Regions from separate parts of the Mus musculus genome. Here regions 1 and 2 are each linked to region 3. A link is a loop called in an ENCODE intact Hi-C map of the cell type or tissue named here. Cell type or tissue: left cerebral cortex. All regions are shown on one strand.

The links. A loop is a pair of places that touch in the nucleus more often than their neighbours do. Peaks named below come from ENCODE experiments on the same cell type or tissue, not always from the same donor. Only the 100,000 strongest peaks of a DNase experiment are listed, where the experiment ranks them.
Region 1: a loop joins it to region 3, with 5 times the contacts of the local background. A loop is called at or near these places in 17 of 42 quality-filtered maps.
Region 2: a loop joins it to region 3, with 2.5 times the contacts of the local background. A loop is called at or near these places in 15 of 42 quality-filtered maps.

The regions. Positions count from the first base shown.
Region 1 is chr5:64,811,533-64,815,532 of GRCm38, forward strand. All of the region lies in intron 1 of Klf3 (Kruppel-like factor 3 (basic)), which reads left to right. Among named protein-coding and RNA genes, the nearest start is that of Gm31684, 3.3 kb to the right of the region's middle. In left cerebral cortex, a CTCF peak has its summit at 2,142 (motif pointing left); DNase peaks (open chromatin) are centred at 161, 1,293 and 2,132; H3K4me3 peaks cover 447 bases; H3K27ac peaks cover 1,699 bases.
Region 2 is chr5:64,511,670-64,515,669 of GRCm38, forward strand. No RefSeq gene overlaps it. Among named protein-coding and RNA genes, the nearest start is that of Gm52815, 18 kb to the left of the region's middle. In left cerebral cortex, no CTCF peak of the experiment used is centred here; a DNase peak (open chromatin) is centred at 2,048; H3K4me3 peaks cover 499 bases.
Region 3 is chr5:64,287,420-64,291,419 of GRCm38, forward strand. The region is part of intron 14 of Tbc1d1 (TBC1 domain family, member 1); the gene reads left to right. Among named protein-coding and RNA genes, the nearest start is that of Gm38634, 32 kb to the left of the region's middle. In left cerebral cortex, a CTCF peak has its summit at 2,020 (motif pointing right); DNase peaks (open chromatin) are centred at 928 and 2,018; H3K27ac peaks cover 659 bases.

The DNA.
Region 1 (4,000 bases), 520 kb after region 3:
CTCTGAGGTAAAGTTTAGAGAGACTTCATGCACTGGGAACTACACCACCCTGACAGTTCTTTCTGGTTATTTTTAAGGTTCCAGCCATCCTTGGTTCAGGGTGGAATTTCCAGGAACTGGCTTCAGCTTGGAGCCAGTCGGGTCCCTCCCAGCCTTCCCACTCCCTGCAGGGTGGGGCCCCATGGGTGGAGGCCCAGCAGGGTGGAGTGAGGTGGGTCTCCAGTGATAGGGAGGGCACCTAGTGAGCCAGGCAGATGAGAGGCCCCGTGGCCTCACGCAGCCTTTCTGGATTTGATTATGTAAGGCCTCACCGAGGAGAACCGGGAGGGCTTAGGCGAGGCCTTTGGAGCTGTGTACACAGCAGGACTAAGACATTGTGGGTATTTTTCAATTGATCTTGGGTGGCTTGCCCTTAAAACTGAAACACAGAATTGTCAGCGAGCATAAAGGAGGAAAAACAAATGTGTAACCCAAGTACCAACCAGGTGCCCTTGAACGTCAGAGCCGGCCTGGAGAGTAATATACATTTGGGTCTCCGCAGCCCTACCGGCGCTCTCGGGGGAGGGTTTGGGGGGGGGGGGTTGGAAAGCTGGAGAGAGTCTGCCCCGTCCCTGCCTCTCCACCTGTCCTTATTTACATGTAAAATCAATTGCTTCACTTGGTCTTTCCGAAGTACTGGGTGTGGGCAGAATCTTATCTGAAGCTATGTCCTGTTTGGACAAGTTGGACTCGCCCTGGCAACTCTCCATGGGGTGGAGCCGATGGGTGGAGGCAGAAAAGTAAAATTGGGTGGCTTGTTCACGGAGAGGGGAGGGCGGATCGCCGGCTCCCTGGGTCATTGCATCCCATCTGAAGCCAAGCAATGAACCTCTCCCTTTTACAAAACACGTTAATGCAGAAATAATTGATGAGAGGCACAGATTCGGAAATATCCGGTGGAATTCTGTTCAGGTCAACAGTGGAAGAGTGAGGTGGGTGAGTCCTTGGGTGGTGTGAAAAGTGGGCACCCTTCCAAGGTAGGTGCCAGCCCCGCTAAGCAAGCCTGGCTTAGGGTGCCTGCCCCTCTGCGTTTCTGGTCAGGCCATTGCATGGTACTTCCTGTAGTACCGGTCACAGGGAGCGCTCAGAAAGTTTGCTAAGGAAATGTAAAGAAAGGGTTCTCGACAAAGGAAGTTCAGCTCCAGGGACGGCGCTTGCCCTCCTGGCCAAGATCCACAGCGAGCTCAGATCTTTACCCTGTCAGTTCCTTTGGAGAGTGAGGGTGGGGACTAGCAACATACTTACTTCCTCTTTTGAAAATTCGCTTGGGAGCGTGAAGAAGGTGCTGGCGATTGTTGCTTGTTGGGTTGTCTAAGTAGTCTGTTCTCTGGACACCTGGCTGAGGTTCCCCTTTGAAGGGAGCAGGTAATTGGGGCAAGCCTTAGGGTCAGGCCTGAAGAGAGGAGAGGGAATGTCAGGCAAGTCTTGCTTTGTCCTCAGCAAACAGAACTCTTGGCTCTAGTTAGCCTCCACCTCCATTCATTGCCTCCCTTAGGAAGTAGTTGTACCGGGAGCCTCACAGACTGTAAGAGCTGTATCATTTCTAGAAGTCGCCTAAATGATTCTCCAGGCTTCTAATATATACTTCTACAGTTACATGCTGACAGAAACCTGACCCTTGGTTTGATAATCTGCAGTCAAAAGTAGAAGAGGGGAGGGCTCCCGAAGGCACATCACTTTTCAATGAAAATTCGGTTTGACTAGCCCTTCCCCACAAAATAACCCAGTTGTCCCCATTATGGGAAATTATTTGGGGGAAAACTGGTTTTTCCTATATTGTTGGTTTTTTAAAGCACCTCAGTAACTTCTAAAAAAAAAAAAAAAAAAAAACAAAACAAAACAAGTTTTGCCCCCCCGTGCCGTTTTTTTTTCCCCCTGGCATTGCCTAATTCAGATTGAGAGTGTTTAGCTAAACAGAACTAAGATGTAAAGAAACAACCACATTCGAGGCTTTCTCATTTCTGCAATGCCTACATAAAGTGGTTAGTAAGATTCCTCAGCTTGGTTAAAACCCACAAGGTTTTAAAGACCCCAAGGCTGGCGTACAACGCCAATCTTCTGCCAGCGTCTTAAGGCTCCAAAGCCTGTTTTCGTGCGCCACCTACTGGTTCTCTTTAGAATTGCTGCTAGGGTGGTAAGTAAAAGACTTGCGTCTTTGGTTTCAGAATCCCTTTTGAAAAATGAAGGAGATGTGGTAGTATGCACCTGGCAATCCAACACTTGGAAGGCAGGTAGAGCTCTAGGTCAGCCGAGGCTATATAGTGAGACTCTGTTTTAAAAGAAGAAAAACGAGCTTTAAAAAAAGGATAACGATAACTGCAGAGCACTGTCCCTGGATAACAGCGACTGCAAACCAAGTTTAAAGATCCCAGTTCTTACAGGTCTTAGCTTACGTGTTAGTTACGTGGAAGGCACAGTGGTAGTTCTCTTCTCATTCTATCCTGATTTAAATATTAACTTTAATTCAAGTAGGAGGGATTGAACCCAGGCAGGGCCTTGTGGTGCTAGGCCAGCTATTCTGCCAAGAGTTGTACCCCTCTTCCCTGGTTCCTCACCAGAAACCATAAAGCCCAAAGCAATGGCCAGGGTAGTTGGTACAGAAGAATTGCTGCTGTTGTTTTTGCACAGGCAATCCGATGTGTGTTGGTGTGCTCCGTTTTCTTCCCGACCTTTCTTTGTCTTTCCCTGTTAAACGTTTAACTATAATGAACAACTTAACCATCATCACACAGGCATGCAAAGCTGCTGCTCCCAACTCTTGGTGAGCCTAGGACGGCCTTGAACTTGAGGCATCCTCTTGCATCGGCATCAGCTTTATCCTGAGTGCCGAGATCTAAGCATACACAGCCTCACCTGGCTTCCCCTTGAAGCTCTTACTAACAGTTGGGAGGCTCCGGGCATCATTCATCTTGCTTTACATATTGCTCTGGGGTTTGAAACCAATAAATGTAGTCAGGTGTGAGTAGAGTACGTACTACAAATCCAAAAACTGCACATCTGTGGAGATGAGTAATTGAGAGGGAAGATGATCTCGTAACTTGAGAAAGGAGTGTGGTCTGCGTCCTTCCTGTGAGAAGCATCGCCTCCTCGAGGCTGGGTTAGACCTTCGAGGCCTCAAAGCCTCTGGGCTCCTTCCTTCCACACCTGGGGGTGTGAGAGGCAAGATAAGCATCTTATGGGATAGATCTGAGGTGTTGTTAGGAAGCTGCTAAACTGTCTGACCTTATCAGTGGGAGAAGAACACCTGTTTGCTAGCTTTAAGGTCTCTAAAGATACTGGAGATACACCTTTCTTCTCTAAGGGTGGGGCACAGACAGGTCTTAGAGCCCTACCTGTGTGTGTAGTTGCTCAATTAGGACCAGTTCTTAGATGCCAAAACACAACAGGTTTTCTTTCTTCCTAATAAGATCACCCAGTTTTCGTTTGTTTGTTTGTTTGTTTGTTTGCTGTCATTTTGTCTTTTGCGAGGATACCTAAGAGGGTAATGGCACCATGGAGTTGAGCAGCCTGGTGTCACATTGTATTTGCAGATTATTATACATCCTAGGGTCTAGGACAATTAGTTGTGAAGTCAGGGCCTTGTGTTGGTGGGTAGAATTTACATGTTGCCATGAAAATTAAAAGAGGTTCCAATGACATGCTGAAGGACAAGAGCCACCTGGCACCACATTCGGGCTTATGTATGCGTATGTCTTAACTGCTAGAACACAGGTATGGATAGGCGACGTGGGCACCGCATTCTCCATACTGAGGTAGCAGATGCGAAGAGTCTAGAACCTGGACCTTCTCTTAACGATTTTATTTTTATTTGAAATGACGTGTCCACGTGCAGGTGACTGCAAGTGCCCGTGGAGGCCGGGACAGGTGACTGCAAGTGCGCGTGGAGGCCGGGAGAAGGTGCTGATGGAGCCCATGGGTCCCCTAGGGCTGAGGTTACAGGCAATTGTGAGCCACTCTGATG
Region 2 (4,000 bases), 220 kb after region 3:
AGTGTACCCAACCAGAAGGACGGCCAATGCTCCTTCTGGGGATTCTGCCTTATGCTTGTATTTGTGATGCCCTTGGTAGGAAGGAAGGGGTTGAGGCAGTGCAGGGGAGGAATACCTTATCTGTAGTCTTACATAGGGATTAGGTTTTTTTTAAGTTACATGTTTGTTCCTGGGCTGGAGAGTAGGCTCAGTGGTTAAGAATACTGTCTGCCCTTCCAGAGGGCCTGAGTTCAATTCCCAGCAATCACATGGTGGCTCACAACCATCTGTAATGGGGTCTGATGCCCTCTTCTGGTGTGTCTGAAGACAGCAATGGTGTACTCACATATATAAAATAAATAAAGTATTTTAAAAAAATAATAAAAAGGTTTGTTCCTTCTTGTAAGACATCAGGGGCCAGTTTAAGGGCTGAGTGCTGTAACATGGAGTTCCACAGGCATCGAGAACTCTCCCATTTTTGTTTTCCTACCATCTTTATTGTACTTCTGCTTGGAACAAGAGGGCTACTTGAATCTCAGCTACCATAACCCCAGCTATCAAGGAGAGTAAGGAGGTAGGACACATTGCTTTCTCAAGTTGAGGGCTTCCCCTATGAGCTGGTCACAGCGTTTCTGTGTGTAGCTCATTGGCCAGACTTTAAATGGCACAACTGATTCCAGGCCTACTTGAAAATGTAATCCACCGTGTGTCTGGTAAAGCTCCATCAACAGAAAAGAGAGAAAGGATGTTTCTATACACAAAAAACAGTATCTATCTCTGCCCAAGCACATTCGATCTTCCTACGATGAAATCCCACGAGTCGGATGCAATGATCCTCATTTTACAGGGGGAGGAGAGTATGTCTCTGAGAGGCTAACTTGTCCAAGAGGTTAGCTTGTCTACGATGGAAGAAGCCACCGGCAGAAGATGTGGGATCCTGCCGTGTACACCTGACCCCAGAGGCTGAGCGATTCTATCTCTGCCCCTCAGCAGATCATGGAGAAACAGGGGTACCTTCATTCCTGCATAGACCCTGATTGTGGCTTTTCAATATTTGTTTTTCCTGGCTAAGATGTAGGTGTGCCTTTTATACCCAAATTCAGTGGAGAAAGCAAATGTCTTGCAAAGTAATCATGGCTAGGGCAACCATAAGGTAATGGAATGGCCAGCGCAGACCGCAGACTCAGTGCCCCGAGATAACTGTGGTCTAGCCCAGGGCCAGCTGCACTGATGCGGCACATAGGACGCGCTGCCTCTGCTGGAAGGACACTCTGGCCTGGAAGCTTCTCCCAGCCACCGCCCAGGTATCTGTGAACTCGCCTAAGGCACATTCATCACTCTGCTTCTGTGATGTTTGGCTTTGATCTGAACTGGCCTGTGGGTCTCTTCTGACTCCTCCTTACGCCTGGCTGGCCCTGGTCTCACCCTGGTCACTGAATGTTCTGCCTCTTGAGACCTGTGTTTGGTGAACCTTGGGTCCCGGTGAAGCCCCTTCAGAACCAGAGGAAAGCTCCAGAGAGAAGCTAATTAGCCCTACAAAGAAAGGTGAAAAGCCCAGTCCTGTCCAGGCACGAGCCTTCCTGAGCTATGCTTTCCCACATGTCTCCCTTCTCCATAGGTTTCTACTGTCCCTCGGGCATTTGCCTCCATTAGAGTCATGGCTGACCCGGGAGGCAACAGTCAGTCTTCACAGAACAAGTCTCCCGGAAGCCAGTTGAGTGCGCGTGCGCACACAATCTCATTTCCTCAGGATTCATTTTCCCTCTCATTTCGTTTATTCTTCCTTTCCCCTTGCTCCTTTGCGGGTCTCTCTTTCTCTCCTTTCTCCCCCTTCTTCTTCTCCTCTCTCCTCTTTTTATCTGGGGGTGGGGGTGGGGGACCGAGTAAAGGTAAGTAAGGGCTCTCACTGAGCCATGTCCCCCCCCCCCCCCCCCCATTCCCGGCATTCTTTGCTTTTCAAGCTTGCTTTCATACAGCACGGGTGTGTGAGTCTTTCTACAGGGTGCAGACACGGCTGCTCACAACCTGGCATGGAACCCAGTGTCCTGGCAGCTTTCCCCCTGGTTTTGAAAAGAGTATACGCTCAGAAAAGGCTTCCTGGTGGGCAGGGCTTCCGGGCTGCGCAGCGCAGATTGCCTGAAGACAGCTGAAGCTTCTGGCTGTGTACAGGTCTCCTCCCCTGTCTAGGAGTCATCACCTTCTTCAAGTTCCTCCACTGTGGGCAAAGCCACCTCCTCAGCGGGATCTGGTCCTCTCTATCCTGCCTCCTAGGTAGCGCTACGGTCAGTGATCTGTTTACCCAGAGAAGTGAGAATTTTTCCTTGAAGAAATTTTAGTCTTCTGTGACAAAGAATAGTCTTTCACATACGCATTCTGGCCTTTTAAAAAATTATAATTATTATTACAATTTTGGATTTATGATGTTTGTCCTTTATACTATTTAATATGTTTTTATTGAAATAGAACTATGTCCCTATTTTCCATTCCTTTCCGTACTCCAGACCCTCAAAGGTATAGACCCTGAGTCCCATAACCACCCACCTCTCAAATTGATAGGCTCTTTTTCTTTGATTATTATTGTTATATATGTATGATCTGTGTGTGCACACACACATGGTATATGCAACTGTTAGAATCTGCTTTTGTTGTTGGTCTGTGTATGCTTTCAAGGCTGACCACTCTAGACTAGAAGGTCATGCAGATCTGTCCCTGAGAGAGGTCACTTCTCTTTCTCCCAGCAGTCATTAGTTGCCTGTAGTTTGTTAGAAGCTGGGTCACCCCAAAATCTTTATCCTTCCATGTTAATGTGTCCATGATATCCCCATTTTCCCAGTCTTGTTTATGCAGCCATTGCTGGGGAAAAAAAAAAAAAAAAAAAAAAAGACTGCTTCAGAGCAGATTCCATGGACCTCTGGCTCTTAAAATCTCCCCCCAGCCCTTTTGCCCCATGTTCCCTGAGTCAGAGATGCAGGAGCTGTGATGTACATGTGCCCAGTGGTGTGGGGCCTCTCACAATCTGGTGGTCTCTGCACTGTGTCCAGTTGTGGTTTTCTGAAATGGTCTCCATTTGTTATAAAGAGAGGCAGTTTTGAATCCATTCAGGACCGTTGTAGGGAAAACAGTCTTGATGTAGAACATCTTCTCAGACGCTTAAGAAAACCTTTTTTTTAAACATTTATTTGGTTATTTTTTATGTATATTAGTACACTGTAGCTGTCCTCAGACACACCAGAAGAGGGCATTGGATCCCATTACAGATAGTTTTGAGCCACCATGTGGTTGCTGGGAATTGAACTCAGGACCTCTGGAAGAGTAGTCAGTGCTCTTATTCACTGAGCCATCTCTCCAGCTCCCCTAAGAATACCTGTATCAGGCCCCACATATATAGTCCTGAAGCTGAAGCCAGAAAACCTTCCTGACATCTTGCTGCTGAACCCACAGCCTTACTAGAGAAGGGTCTGTCTGTCTGTCCTCTCCACTCAGACAGGCAGAGGCTTCACTGGCTCTCTGTGTGGGACTCACTTCCATCTGCCTCAGTCTGGGGAGGTCCCAGGTACTCTATTGCAGGGTTTCCATTAGGATCCTGGACTCAGCAGTTAGGAAGGGTGCCTGTGGTTGTCTAATGGGGAAACCTATGCTGTATACGAGGGCGCCAAGAGAAACAGAATCAGGCCAGTGTTGCTTTCCTAGCTGAGGAAAGCCACATATGCGCCCAGCACATCTCGATTCTATGTGGCCAATGCCATGCGTTCCCAGCCACAATGGGGGTTCTGAAAGAGGCATGCCAGGAGAATGAATGAATGACAGAGTAATAAAAGCATTTGGAAAGTCGAGGCAGGAGGATCATGAGTTCAAAGTCAACCTAGGCTATGATCCAAGACACCACCTAACTGAATAAAACAAATAAGAATTGTCTTGGTCCATACATATTATAGACCAAACCTGACCTGACAGTAGGGTCTGTGTACAATAACCAAAAGTTCATTGTTCCAGTGAACTCCAATTATCTTCAGTACTTCAT
Region 3 (4,000 bases):
CTGGTACTCCCACACAGTAGTGGCTGCTTACCATTGTTGTCTCTGAAACCCAGGGAAGCCACTGGCTCTCTGGGTGAGGGCTCTCAGCACTGAGCACTTGGAAGGACCATACTTGGTAAAGATTCACTCTGTCCCGGGTGGTATGGCAGAGGTGCTAGTAAATCAGAGTGAAGCTGTGGCAGGCGGAGTGTGCTCATCCGAGGGCTAGGCGGAGGGCACGCAGACACACTGCTTTCTCTGAGTAGAGGACAGCGATGCTCCACCTTCGAATTAAGTCTCTGGTCTTCAGAGCCTCACTGTTGTCCCTACCACAGACAAGTGGGTGGCAGTACACTTGTCCCTGGGCAAAGTTATGCACACACTTGTCTCTTAAGTGGTTTTGTCTGTGGATTTCACTAGCTTTCATGAGATTGGGGTCCTTTGGTGATCTTGTTGAAAGGTGGATTGTTGAGGTGGGACCAGTTGCATCCCAAGCTCTGTCTCTGAAAGGCTTTCTTTCCCACTGATACTGCTGTGAATAGCCCATTTTGAGTAGTTAGGGCATAGAGTAAAGCAGCCACAGTGGGTATGATATGAGTCTTCCAGGCCTAGCTAGTCTCTGGGCCTCTGCAGTCTACACTCAGGGCTCTCCAAGGTCCAAGAGCCTCCAATAATCTCGGTTCTCAATGAATTTCTTGTTTTCTTTGTGGTGGCAGGAACGAAGACAGGGCCTGCTGGGCCAGTGCTCACCACTGAGCTGCCAGTGACCTTTTATGAGAAGGATGCGTGTGTAAGAAAGCAGGGTGCACTGGAGAACAGTGATACCGAGTAAGCGGGTAAACATGGACCTGGGAAAGCAGCGGTCTACTGGCATCCTCTGCAGGCAGGCTTTGCCCAGTGCTGTGTTCCAGAGATGCACTGTCTACACAAGTCTGCTTTCCTTGTCGAGGGCTCTCTCCTCATTGTCAGGACAGCAGAGGATGCTGGAAACCAGCTCTTAACTAGCTAGTCTGTGCTGCGTGCCCTTTAGTTTCTTTTCTCAGCGTACCATATGAAGGAGAACTCTTTGTCATTATGAAATAATTTTTAGGCAGCTCTCCACTTGGAACAGAGAGAATCTTTTTGTTCTGTTTGTGCCAGGGAACAGTTTTAGCCTTCATTTAGTTCTTTTCATTTAAGTATTTCATATCACAGTGTGCATTTTACCAACAATAGATGCCTTCAGATTTTGACATGTTTTGAAAAGGGGAAGGAAACTCTTTTTGGCATAAATAAGAGTGATTTATTGACTTGAAGCCCTTTATGTGAGTATATAGTCCAGTAAAGCCAAGGCTGAGAGTTTTGTTTTGTTTTGTTTTGGCTTATGAGTACAGCTGGGTCGGCCTAAACCCTGAAGAACTTTAGGTTAGATAGCACATGAACCAAGAAGTAAACGTTTAAGGCCAGACTAAAGCGCGTAAGGGATCTTCGGTGTGACTTCTGTGTTACTGTGCAAAAGGTGGGAAGCACTTAGTGGCTGATTTGTTTTCAAAAATTGATTTACCTCGGGGAGATTTTAATGGCTAACATAAGTGAAATAATGCAAACGCCGTCTCCATCTCTGCATTTTCTCTTGATCAGGAGTGCTTGTCTTTCACTGGGCACGGGGACTTCATTGTTGAGACTGGGTCAGCCAGGCTGCCCCTGAGCTCACTGTATAGCTGATGCTGCCCTTGAACTCTCGAATCTCCCTCCACTTCTGAGTGCCGGGGTGCCACAGGTGTGCCCCCGTGCCTGATTTTTGGTGGTGGTGGTTTTTGGTGCTGGTAGCTTGTCTTTCTGGCTTTTGTGTTGTGTGTTGTTTAGTGCGGAGGTTGGACTAAGGGCTGCATGCCTGCGGGGCAAGTACTCAACCATATGGACTTTATCCCTGGTCTTCTGGGGAGATTCTTAAGTACCCAGGCTGTCCTCTCACAGGCCAGACTCATGTGAGTTCTCCAAAACTGGGATTGCTGCCACATCAAGACCAGGCAACCTCGGGTGACTGGAGAGCCTGTCACCACTTGGTGGCAGTGTTTCTCCCTGGTCTTGGTGGCTCTGCTCTCCCATCCCCAAGAAAGAGCTTGCTTTCTTCCCCAGTACTGTTGTGTTTGAGTTAAGATAGTTGTCCTTCTGCCCACTTGTAACTTATTTGAATAGGGAGTTGTGGGTTCTGTAGGACTTTATGGGACTAGTCTCCCTTTCTTCAGGGTTTTATGGCAACGGCAGAAGCAGGTAGTGTCCAGTTGACAGATGTGATTATTTTTAATTTCTCCTCTTTGAGATGGGTCTGGCTCTGTAGTGCTACTTGGCAGCCTGTGCCCTAGCCTCACAGATACTGGAGTTCCAGGCATGTGCCACCTCCCCTGGCAAGATTGGTTTTCCTTCAGTTTTATTTAACTTTGCTTTTCGGTGGTGAATAAAGATCTGTCTTGAGATGGAGTTTTCAAACCAAGGATTTGATTGTTCATGTGAAGTTTTTGGTTTTTTGGTTTTGTTTTGTTTTTTCTTCTGTTTTGTGTTTGTTTTTGTATGTGTTGTCTTTGGCATATCATCCTAGAAGCCACTGTGACTGGCCTTGGCTGGCTGCTCCTGCCTGCACTTGTTAACACTGCTAAGGCAGCCCTGTCAGCTTTTCCTGATGCACCTCTGGAATTCAGACAGCAAGTTCGACCACTTCTGCTTGCTAGCAAGGCTCGAGGAGTAGAGCTGAGGCTTCTATACTGCAGTGTGGGAGCTGGGGGTCCTGGGAGTCAGGTGACCAGGACTTGATTGCAGCATCCAGCTGCCAGGGACTTCCTCCTTAGGGTCAAGTGACTGCTCAGAGCATGCCCCCAGGACAAAGTCCAAAGTGGACGTTTTGATTTGTCATTCTCATTTTAAATTTTGTGGCGAGGACAGGGTCTCACATAGTTCATACTGGTCTTGAACTTTGTGTAGCTAAGGCTGTCCTTGAACTCCCAATCCTGTGAGTACTGGAATTACAGATGTGATTTTCTTCTCTAGCTTAATTTGTTACCATTCAAGGTTTCAATAAGCTGTTGAGTTTAAATAAGACAATGGCAAGAAGTTTACAGTGTTTTCAGGGGAATCAAATCTGTGGACTTAGTGCAGTCTGGTCTGAGTATGACCAGCACAGAGGCTCCATGTCCTGTAGGTACTGTTCTGTACCCCCAGCTTTCCCTCCCGTGAATGTCTGCTGACAGTTCCTACTGCACCAGCCTGCTGGCCCCGAAGCTCTACACCCTCTAGCGTCCCTAGGTACAGGGATGGCCCCGAAGGGGAGGGCAGCATGAGCTCTGGGAAGGGATTCTTTCCTTGGAAAACACAGTTTATTTTTACTTACAAAGCAACTCTATTGAGATATATTTTGTATACTGTACAAATCACCCATTTAAAGCCCACAGTTCAGTATTACTATTTTTAGAGATGCAGTCAGAGTACTGAGCAGCTATTACTATAGTAATTACTGTAGTACAAGTTAAAAATCCTTAAATCACTAGATAAAGAATTTTCTAACCATCACTTCTCAGTCCATTGTCCCCACCCCTAGCTGACAGGCAGCCACTAATCTACCATGTCTCTGCAGATTTGCTTATCCTGGACACTTCCTGTAAATGCATCCACAGAATTTGTGGTCCCTCTGCTGGCTCCTCCCACTTCTCATGATGTTCTCTAAGTCTTGTGTCATGTCAGTGCCTTATTCTCTGATGGAAACTAATGCTCCGACCTGTGGACATGTTACATTCTGTTTAATGTCTCCCAGTCAGTAGACAATGTGAGTTGTTTCCACCTCTTGGCTATTAAGAATAGTGCTGTTCTGAGCATTGATGGAAAAGGGGTTTTGTGGATGATCATTAGTCAGCTATAGGATGGAACACAGGACCCCCGATGGAGGAGCTAGAGAAAGTACCCAAGGAGCTGAAAGGGTCTGCAACCCTATAGGTGGAACAACAATATGAACTAACTAGTACCCCCAGAGCTCATGTCTCTAGCTGCATAT